Regions from separate parts of the Homo sapiens genome. Here regions 1 and 3 are each linked to region 2. A link is a contact called in ENCODE Hi-C or POLR2A ChIA-PET data. All regions are on one chromosome and are shown on one strand. The core of a region is the stretch at or near the end of the contact, and the rest is flanking DNA. Distances in the headings are between cores, read along the strand shown. Region 1 has its middle 20 kb from the start of PABPC4. Region 2 has its middle 37 kb from the start of CAP1. Region 3 overlaps SMAP2 (small ArfGAP2).

The links. Hi-C counts contacts between places; a loop is a spot of excess contacts on that map. ChIA-PET counts read pairs that join two places held with the same protein, here RNA polymerase II (POLR2A). Pooled maps may share reads with other maps.
Region 1: a map with no recorded cell type shows a loop between it and region 2 (14-fold over the local background). The contact joins two enhancer-like sites. A Hi-C loop is called at or near these places in 3 of 37 single-sample maps with no recorded cell type and 5 of 50 pooled maps.
Region 3: a loop to region 2 is called in a pooled map, with 3 times the contacts of the local background. The contact joins two enhancer-like sites. A Hi-C loop is called at or near these places in 2 of 50 pooled maps. POLR2A ChIA-PET finds 5 or more read pairs at or near these places in 3 of 52 experiments (CD4-positive, alpha-beta memory T cell, CD8-positive, alpha-beta memory T cell and activated T-cell).

The regions. Positions count from the first base shown.
Region 1 is chr1:39,595,361-39,598,988 of GRCh38, reverse strand. No RefSeq gene overlaps it. Among named protein-coding and RNA genes, the nearest start is that of PABPC4, 20 kb to the right of the region's middle. RefSeq lists silencers at 271-400, 1,151-1,240. Within about 2 kb of position 1,901, at least 2 of the 41 ENCODE cell types and tissues checked have a DNase peak (open chromatin) inside an H3K27ac peak, as active enhancers do.
Region 2 is chr1:40,002,056-40,005,321 of GRCh38, reverse strand. No RefSeq gene overlaps it. Among named protein-coding and RNA genes, the nearest start is that of CAP1, 37 kb to the left of the region's middle. Within about 2 kb of position 2,006, at least 2 of the 41 ENCODE cell types and tissues checked have a DNase peak (open chromatin) inside an H3K27ac peak, as active enhancers do.
Region 3 is chr1:40,398,420-40,401,884 of GRCh38, reverse strand. The region is part of intron 1 of SMAP2 (small ArfGAP2); the gene reads right to left. Among named protein-coding and RNA genes, the nearest start is that of SMAP2, 26 kb to the right of the region's middle. Within about 2 kb of position 1,429, at least 3 of the 41 ENCODE cell types and tissues checked have a DNase peak (open chromatin) inside an H3K27ac peak, as active enhancers do.

The sequences.
Region 1 (3,628 bases), core at 652-3,151, 410 kb after region 2:
CTTAAAATGGGTCAGAGGGTAAACAATGTTACGTGTTTTTTTTAAGTACATAGAAGTCATCATTTAAACCATTTTAAAGTACACAACTCAGTGGTTTTTAGTATATGCAGATGTTTTGCAACCACCACCACTGCCTAATTCTGGAACATTTTTATCACCCAAAAAGGAGCCCAGCACCCATTAATCAGCCACTTGTGTTCTCCTCTTCCCCCTTGGCAACCACTAATCTGCTTTCTGTCTCTGGATTTGCCTATTCTGTGTAAATGTAGTCATGTAATAGGTAGCCTTTTGCATCTGGCTTCTGTCACTTAAGATGTCTTCAAGGTTGATCTGGCGGGGCACGGTGGCTCACGCCTGTAATCCCAGCACTTTGGGAGGCCGAGGTGGGTGGATCACCTGAGGTCAGGAGTTCGAGACCAGCCTGGCCAACATAGTGGAACCCTGTCTCTACTAAAAATACAAAAAATTAGCTGGACGTAGTGGCAGGTGCCTGTAATCCTAGCTACTCGGGAGACTGAGACAGGAGAATCGCTTGAACCCAGGAATTGCTTGAACCCAGGAGACGGAGTTTGCAGTGAGCCGAGATCATGCCATTGCACTCCAGCCTGGGCAACAAGAGCAAAACTCTGTCTCAAAAAAAAAAAAAAGAAAGAAAGAAATAAGCCAGTCACAAAAGGACAAATACTGTATGATTACACTCATGTGAAGAATCTAAAGCAGTCAAAATTATAGAAGCAGAAAGTGGAAAGGTGATTGCTGAGTGTGGAGGTGGGGGAGGGAGAATTCATGTTTAGTAGATACACAGTTTCAGTTTTGCAGCCAGAAAAAGTCCTAGATGTCTGTTTCACAAGCCTTTAAATACACTTAAGGCTACTGAACCTGCACTTAAAATGGGTCAGAGGGTAAACAATGTTATGTGTTTTTTCAAGTACATAGAAGTCATCATTTTAACCATTTTAAAGTATATAATTCAGTGTTTTTTCTGTTGTTTAGAAGCAACCCAAAAATGGTCATTGATGATGCAACAATAAAGAAAATGTGGTTTATTCACATAGGAGAATATTATACGACCTTGAAAAAGAAAGGAAAACCATCTTAGTGGTGGTTGCAGATGTTTTGCAACCACCACCACTGCCTAATTCTAGAACATTTTTATCACCCCAAAAAGGAGTCCCACACCCGTTAATCAGCCACTTGTATTCTGCTCTTCCCCGTTGGCAACCACTAATCTGCTTCTGTCTCTGTGGATTTGCCTATTCTGTATAAATGTAGTCATATAATACGTAGCCTTTTGCATCTAGCTTCTGTCACTTAAAATGTGTTCAAGGTTGATCACACAGGGTGTGGTGGCTCACGCCTGTAATCCCAGCACTTTGGGAGGCCTAAGCAGGCAGATTGCTTGAGCCCAGGAGTTCGAGACCTGCCTGGGTGACATGGCAAAACCTCATCTCTACAAAAAATACAAAAATTAGCCAGGTGTGGTGGTGCGTGCCTGTAGTCCCAGCTACTTGCGAGGCTAAGGTGGGAGGATGGCTTGAGCCCAGGAGGTAGAGGTGGTAGTGAGCAGAGATCGCACCACTGCACTGCAGCCTGGGTGACAGACCCAGAGCCTGTCTCAAAAAAAAAAAAAAAAAAAAAAAAGGGCCGATCCATGTTAGCATGGATTGGCACTTGATTTATTTTTATTGCTTAATAATATTTCATTATATGGATAGGCCACATTTTGTTTATCCATTTATCAGTTGATGGACGTTTGGATTGTTTCCATTTTTTTTTTTTTTTGGCTGTGAGGAATAATGCTTCCATTAACACACATTCTGTTTTGCTCATCGAAATAGATTGGAAGGAAACACATCAGATTAGTAGTAACAACTGCTCCTGGGATTGAAAGGAGGGGAGGAATTGGACTGGGCAGAGGAACAAAGGGAACTTCAGCTCTGTCTATGATGCTCTATTTGTTTTATATAAAAAAAAATCTGAAGCAAAAATGTTAACAGTTGCTTATTCTGAGTGGTAAGCACATGGGCGTTAGTTAAGTTCACCTCTGAGCTTTCTATATTTTAAATGTTTAAACTAAAACAATGCATACTCTGGACCTATGCCTTCCTATAGCATAAGGGGGTTGTGGGGTCCAGGATAAGCAAACATTGAAGTGTGGGGAGAGGCCAGGAGGAAGAGGCCAAGCCATGGCTAGGGGGCGCAGGCTTGAGGCCCTTTGAGACCCAAGGCAGAAACTCTGACCCCACCCGCATGGCTCTTCTGGGACCCTTCCCCTGCCCAGGAAGAGGTCCTAGATCTAATCTCCATGACTCCTCAAAGAAAAGCCAGCACAAGGTCCAAGCTGGGAGAGACTGTCCTGACCCCATGTCTCCTGCCTTCTCTGCGTGCTCTGAAAGGGGTCATCCACCCCAGTGTCCTTACTTTCCACCTTCCTCAATCTTCTGCTCAGGATCAGCTACATCATTTGTGAGGCCAGGTGCAAAATGACAGCGTGGAGCCCCTTGTTCGAAGGCTGATGCCGAGGCAATTCCTAACTCCACAGGGGCAGCCACAATCTGAGTGGTGTCAACATGCCAGGGACTGAGGCAGGAGCCACCAGGGTGAGTAACTGGGTGCATGCATCTGTTCGCACATGCTGCATTCAGATGAGTGCTTAGCACGTGCCTGGCCCGGCTGGGCCCTGAGCATAGAGGGTGAGCAAGACACAGTCCAGCTTTGAGAAGCTTACATTCTAGAGGGGGCATAGATGTAATCACAGACACACAAGAGATCATCACAAATGGCAGTAAGTGCTATGAAGAAAAAGTAGAAGGACCATGAGATAACGACGGCAGGGTCCCCTGATCACGAGACTCCCAGGGAGGGACACTGGAGCCACGATCTGAGGGCCATTATTTTAGCAAAAGATGGGAATATAGTGCAAGGGTGAGATTGGGAAGAGCATTCCAGAACGTTCCTGGCAGATGAGCATGTGACATCTTCAAGGACCTGCAAGACCAGTGTAGCTAGAGCCAGGGAGGGAGGGACAGACAGCCCCCGATGAAACTGAAGAGAGGTCTAATTTCCTGAGCCTTGTTCTAGTACCATCGATGGTGGCTCCTCTTGTACTATCATTTCTTTAATATTTTTCTTTAAATTGGCTCCCTTTATATCCTCCTAAGCAAGAATATTCATGAAATTAAAGAATGACATAACACTTCTATTTTTCTAATTCACAGGTGAAATTTTAAAATGTCCTTCCACATCCACCTAAAATTGTCCACCTTATCACCTCAGTTTGGAAAAGACTTTTGCCAGCTCCTTTCTTAAGAGCCTTGGGAAGCCTCTAGCAGGATTTCAGCTGGGTGAGAGGCTGGCGACATGGTCTCACTTACATTTCTGAAAAAGGACTCTGTCTACCATGTGTAGAGTGGATTACAGGGGAGACGGAGAAGGAGGCTGTTGCAGGCATCCGGGAGGAACCACTGGGGGATCAGATTTGGGTGTTCAGGAGGAGAAGGGAGCTGGGCTTTCCCACCAGTGCCCACACAAGCCCTGCCCTCCAAAACCAAAATCTTCTTTCTTTTGTGTCCTTGTGCTGACTCAAGGCCAGTTCAGTGGGTTCTCCTGTGATCCTCCTGTGATCCTC
Region 2 (3,266 bases), core at 757-3,256:
ATGTGAAAATTCACAGAGTCAAAAGACAATTTGGAAAAAAAAAAAAGAACCGTGCGAACAGCCAAGTATCAAGATATACAGGAATCAAGGCAGTTCTGGACATGCAGGTAACAGAAACTCATAGGAAATCCCTTCAGGATACTGCCCGAAAATGAATCAGCTTCAAGTTTTCTGTCTTCCTGTCTCCCACTAAAATTTTCTTCCAGAGAAATCACTTCCAGTTGATCTAGCTGGGATTGAGTATCATCCCCTGACTAAGGAAGGGCATTGAACAATGATTGACAGCCCCACCAAACCAGTGTGTAGTGGGGGAGGGGGTGTTCTCCAGAGAAAGAGGTAGAATGCTGATAGAGAAAAACAACAGATGTCCTCTGCATTCCAACCATGGGTTGCCAAGCAACGTCTTCCCACTTTTTAAAATGCCATATACAATTTTTTAAATGCCTCTGCCTAACATAATTATCTCAGATGCAAACAAAAGATACACTCAACTCCTTCTAAAAGGAGACAACCCATGTTCATTTATTTCTTTCCTAGTTCCATCATGACCCCTCTCTATAGTTTACAATTTGTGTACTAAATTACAAATTTAACCATCATCAACCCATACCACACGATTCTAAGAGAAAAGAGAAAGAAAATTACTTTAAAAATATATCTGACTTTCTGCATATTACTATAAGTAAGTTATACCTCAATAAAGGAGAAAAAATATCCATGACACAGCAAGGAAGGAATACTGGTAGAAGCTACAGTCCTCATTCATGGAACTGATCATGGTACTTATGACTTCTCTCATCCCCCACCCAATCACATTGTCTTGCCATTGATTGGCCAGCACATCAGTTGGTTTAGCGCTTTGCCAGGTAGGTTGTGGAACTCAGCCTTCAAGGTAGCACCAAATGACTCTCACCTCTTGATCCATGCCTTTGTGTAGTCCCCTCCCATATTAGGTATATCCTAGAATATTTTAGATTGTTGGAATTATAGCCCTTCCCCAGCATAGCTACATCTTCTGCTCTAAGTTGATCAGTTTCTATCACTTTAGTAAACTATTTATCTGTCTGGTTTCAGCTCTTTCTTCACTCTGGACCCTGGAGATGTTTTTTTTCTTCCAACTTCATTCTACATTTCTTTAAATTTTGGCCAGCATTTCTTTTTCTTTCTTTCTTTCTTTTTTTTTTTTTTTTTTTTTTTTTTGAGGTGGAGTCTCACTCTTGTAGCCCAGGCTGGAGTGCAGTGGCGCCATCTCAGCTCACCACAACCTCCACCTCCCAGGTTCAACCAACTCTCCTGCCTCAGCCTCCCAAGTAGCTGAGATTACAGGCACCTGCCACCACATCCGGCTAATTTTTGTATTTTTAGTAGAGAAGGGGTTTCGCCATATTGGCCAGGCTGGTCTCAAACTCGTGACCTCAGGCGATCCACCCGCCTTGGCCTCCCCAGGTGTTGGGATTACAGACGTGAGCCACTGTGCCCAGTCTGGCCAGCATTTCTAAATATTTATTACAAGAACATCTTCAGATTATATAGTCAGCAGATGTTGAATTGAATGTTCTGTGTGTTTACTTTTCTGTCTCTCCAACTAGACTACGAGCTTCATAGATTGTCTTGCTCATAATTGTGTTCCCATAAACTAGCACTGTGGCTGGTACATAGTAGGCATTCATTACATGTGTGTTGAATGAATGAATGTAACCAGGGAAGGGATGAATGCCATAACCGGACATGAATTGTCTCCTTTTGGAAGGAGTTGAGTGCATTTTTTGCTTGCATATGAGATAGTTACAAAAATAAAGAAATTAATTGATTAATGAAGATATATCAGACTTGCCCATTTAAGATTATCATTCAGAATTGTCTACTGTTGATAATGAAACCTCAAGAGTTGCATTTTACATATTATTGCTTGGCCCACAAATACAGTGGTTATTTGAGTTTTACTTCTTCTTATATGTTATTTTTAAGCCTTGAAAGTCTCCAGAGGAAGTGGAATTTGGTTATGCTGACCTAGTTATAACACTGACTCGACATGGCTTTCTCTATGTCAGGGTAATAGAAATAAAATTTATTTCTGTGAATATATCATTTGCATTGGCATTTATAGAGCTTAGTATTTAATTGATGACTATTTTAGTGATTGACTTGAAAATTTACATTGTTTAGAATAGGTATCCCTTAGACTGTGGAGTCATAGACCTGGTCAATTTCATGATCAAAAAAGAATTCTTGAATTAGACTCAATCAATTTAGTAAACTATTTCACTTTAAAAAAAAAGAATTCTCAATTGTCTTTTTCAAACATGTGTTTACCCTCATCTTCCATTTTTCTTTATTCTTTCTCTTTTTTTTTTTTTTTTTTGAGATGGAGTTTTGCTCTTGTCGCCCAGGCTAGAGTGAAATGGCACAATCTTGGCTCACTGCAACCTCCACCTCCTGGGTTCAAGCGATTCTCCTACCTCAGCCTCCCGAGTAGCTAGGATTACAGCCGTGTGCCACCACACTCAGCTAATTTTTTGTATTTTTAGTAGAGATGGGGTTTTACCATGTTAGCCAGGCTGGTCTCGAACTCCTGACCTCAAGTGATCCTCCCGTCTCGGCCTCCCAAAGGGCTGGGATCACAGGCATGAGCCACTGCGCCCAGCCATCTTCCTTTTTTCTGTAATTTCATCTACTAGGTCAGGCCAAACTCTAGGAAGCAACCTTCAATCCTCTTTTCCTCCCATCTCTCAACCCCCACCCCACCCACCTCACGTTCAATTCTTTAGCAGTCCTGTTGTCTCTCCCTTCAAAAGATATCCAGGATCCAACCACTTATCAGAAGTCCCACCTACCAACGCTAAACCCACATCATCTCCTGCCTACACCACTGCAATACCCCCTTAACTCATTTGCCTGCTTTTACTCTTGTCCCCACTATCAGCTCTCCACACAACAGCTAGGGGAACTTTTCAAAATACAAATCAGATCACATCAGATATATAGTCACAGGTCAATTTAAAAGACAGCTTCCAGCCTGGCCAACATGGCAAAACCTTGTCTCTACTAAAAATATGAAATTTAGTTGGGTGTGATGGCCAGCGCCTGTAATCCCAGCTACTCAGGAGGCTGAGACAGAAGAATTGCTTAAACCCTGGAGGCCGAGGTTGCAGTGAGCCAAAATCAGCCACTGCAATCTAGCCTGGGTGACAGAGCGAGACTCCATCTCAAAAAAAAAAAAAGATAGCTGGAAAACATAGCTTCTGTGTCATCCCTGGCTATACTAT
Region 3 (3,465 bases), core at 180-2,679, 400 kb before region 2:
TTTGGTTGATCAGTCAAGAAATCAACTGTCCTAAGTACCAGTTCAGTATCGGAAAAATCTGGGTTTACACGGACCTGTTGCATGTATTTTGACAAGTTTCTCTAGGGCTTATGTCTCCATTTGTAAAATGAAAAGCATATACGTAATATCCAACTTATATTCAACATCTGGACAGCTTCTACATACGGAGTAACTACTGCTGCAAATTCCTCTTGCTGCTGAAACTTCCCCCACCACCAAAGCTGCCAGGATTAGAGGGGCTCTGGGATTGACAACTCAGCAGACAGAAAAGGGGAACTAGCGTGATGGAGGACTTCAAGCTACTACTAATATTATAATAATTATATCATTGAGTTCTAATCTATGGAGTTCCAAACAAATAAATATTGAGGAGGAAAAAACATTGATAAATTGATGGCTACCTATATTTAGACCTGCTGGCATAACGGACCTGTCAAAAAGTTCAACGGGCAGGCTACGCGAAGGGAGAGAACTTTCCCATCTTCCATCCAAATCCTGTGGAATCTATCTTGGAAACTTTTCCAGAATCTATCCATTTCTACCTAGACCTCATGTCTCACCTATAAGCATTCGTTCTTTTTTGTGTGTGTTTGTTTGTTTTGAGACGGAATCTCGCTCTGTCACCCAGGCTGGAGTGCAGTGGCGCGATCTCGGCTCACTGCAAGTTCCGCCTCCCGAGTTCACGCCATTCTCCTGCCTCAGCCTCCCGAGTAGCTGAGACTACAGGCGCCCGCGATCACGCCCGGCTAATTTTGTTTTTGTATTTTTAGTAGAGACGGGGTTTCACCTTGGTAGCCAGGATGGTCTCGATCTCCTGACCTAGTGATCCGCCCTTCTCGGCCTCCCAGAGTGCTGGGATTACAGGTGTGAGCCACCGCGCCCAACCAGCATTGGTTCTCTTAACATTATTTATTGTGTACCTATGTGCCAAGCAATTTGCCTGCTAAGTACTGGGGATACAAAGGCAGAGAAAATAAGGATGAGATTCCTCAATTCAAAAAGCTCACAGACTAACAAGCAATTAGTCTCCAGAATCCCACCACCAGAATAATCTTTCTAAAACACAAATCTGTACAGATCACACCTCTAAATATAAACCTTCCATGTAGTCTCATACACAAAGGTAAATATGTAAATTGGTGCACATTTTCTGAATAGCATATTCCAAACTAAGCTCTCAATCTCTTGCTACAAAATCTCTTCCTTTTTTCTTCATCTTAGTCAACTACACCTCCATCCATTCCATTGCGTCAGTCAGAAAATTATGCATCATGAAACCTCTCTCCTTCAGCCCCCACATCACCAAGACAAAAATATCTGTCAAATCAGTATCTCTTCTCTCCATCTGTATCACTATTTCTGTAATCTAAAGCCACCAGACTCTTTCGGACCACTGCAATAACCTCCTAATAGCTCTCTCTCCACTTTTACATTCTCTTCTCCCTTGAGCCCAAACCAAAACCATTCTCCACCAAACAGCCAACTTGAGCTCTTAAAGAAGCAAAGCCACATTGTGCTGCTTAAAATTCTTCTATTACTATTGGATTAAATAACAAAATCCTTAACATAGTTTCCAAGGTCTTAAAGGTCTAGCCCATGCCTCCTTCCGCAGCCTCTCAATTCCTATGGTAGCAGCCTTCTTTCATTTCCTCAAGGGACCAACATGTTCCTTCCTCAGGGCTTGCTGGACTTTGTACATGCTGCTCCTGCTGCCTAAAAAAACTCTTTCCCTAACTGCCAAATGCCACTTGCAGCCTGGCCAACTCCTATACATCACAAGGGTCTCAGCTGAAATGTTTCTTCCTCAAAGGAGTCTTTCCTTGGCTCCCCAGTCTAAACCCGACTGTAACATCTCTTCTACCCTTTCTTTTGGTTTTTACCTTACAGAAAATTTCAAACAAACGAAAGCAGAGCATAATTAACCATGAGCTTCAGCAATTATCAACTCCTAGCCAATTTTGTTTCAGCTATACTCCCACCCACTGCCCCTCAACTCCAACCTGGATTATTCTGAAGCAAATCCTAAATATCATACCATTTCATCTGTATATACTTCAGCATATATCTCTAAAAGATAAGGACTTTTTTTTTAAAGGTTATGAACTTTCATTTACCCTTTACTCTTTTTTTCACTCTTTCTTTTCTTTTCTTTTTTTTTTTTTGAGACAGGGTCTTACTCTCTCACCCAGGCTGGAGTGCAGTGGTGCGATCATAGCTCACAGCAGCCTTGGGCTGTCAGGCTCAGGCAATCCTCCCACCTCAGTCTCCCAAGTAGCTGGGACTAGATGCATGAGCCACCACGCTCAGCTGAATTTTTTATTTTTGTAAAGATGGGTCATTGAGTGGTGTTAAGAGTCAGGAAAAAAAAAAAAGAGAAAGAAAGAAAAGAAAAAAAAAAGAAATGGGCCAGGCACGGTGGCTCACGCCTGTAATCCCAACACTTTGGGAGGCAGAGGTGGACAGATGACCTGAGGTCAGGAGTTTGAGACAAGCCTGGCCAACATGGTGAAACCCCATCTCTACTAAAAATACAAAAAAAAAAAAAAAAAAAAATAGCCACACGTAGTGGCACATGCCTGTAGTCCCAGCTACTTGGGAGGCTAAGGCAGGAGAATCACGTGAGCCCAGGAGGCGGAGGTTGCAGTGGGCCGAGATCCCACCACTGCACTCCAGCCTGGGCAACAGAGCAAGGCTCTGTCTGAAAAAAATAAAAATAAAAATAAATCAATGAAATAAAAAAGAGACAGGGTCTCACTATGTTGCTCAGGCTGGTCTTGAACTCCTGGCCTCAAGTGATTTTCCTACTTTGGCCTCCCAAAGCACTGAGATTACAGGAGTGAGCCACTGTGCCTGGCCACCCTTTACTTTTTCTAAATCATACCATATTTTGTTACTATCTAATTATTTGATTGTTTAAGATGTCTTTCCCGCTTAACTATGTGTGCCACAAGAGCTGTCACCAGACCTGTAACATTCACTATCATATACTCACGGCATAGCATGGTTCCTTGAACATAGCAGGGAAGCAACATTTGCTTAAAGATTAATTAAAACTAAGTATTCTAGGTGCAGTGGCACATGTCTGTAGTCCCAGCTATTCAGGAGGCTGAGGTTGGAGGATCACTTGAGCCCAGGAGTTTGAGGCCAGCCTGGGCAACATATTGACACCCTATCTCAAAAAAACAAAAGAACTAAGTAAATCCTTTGACCCCACTTGTAAGAATTCATCAGGGAAAAAACAGGTCAAGTACACAAAGAAATACGTTAAGAATGTTCATTATTACATCTTTATGAAAATTAGAAACATTAATAGGTTACATTAAGGAATTATGGTATCACCATTTAACGGGGAAAAATTTTGGAGCCTCTATTTCATATAAAAGTATCTCCATGATATAGTAATTTTAAAAATCCAGTATTAAAAGAGTACACATGAAACAATTC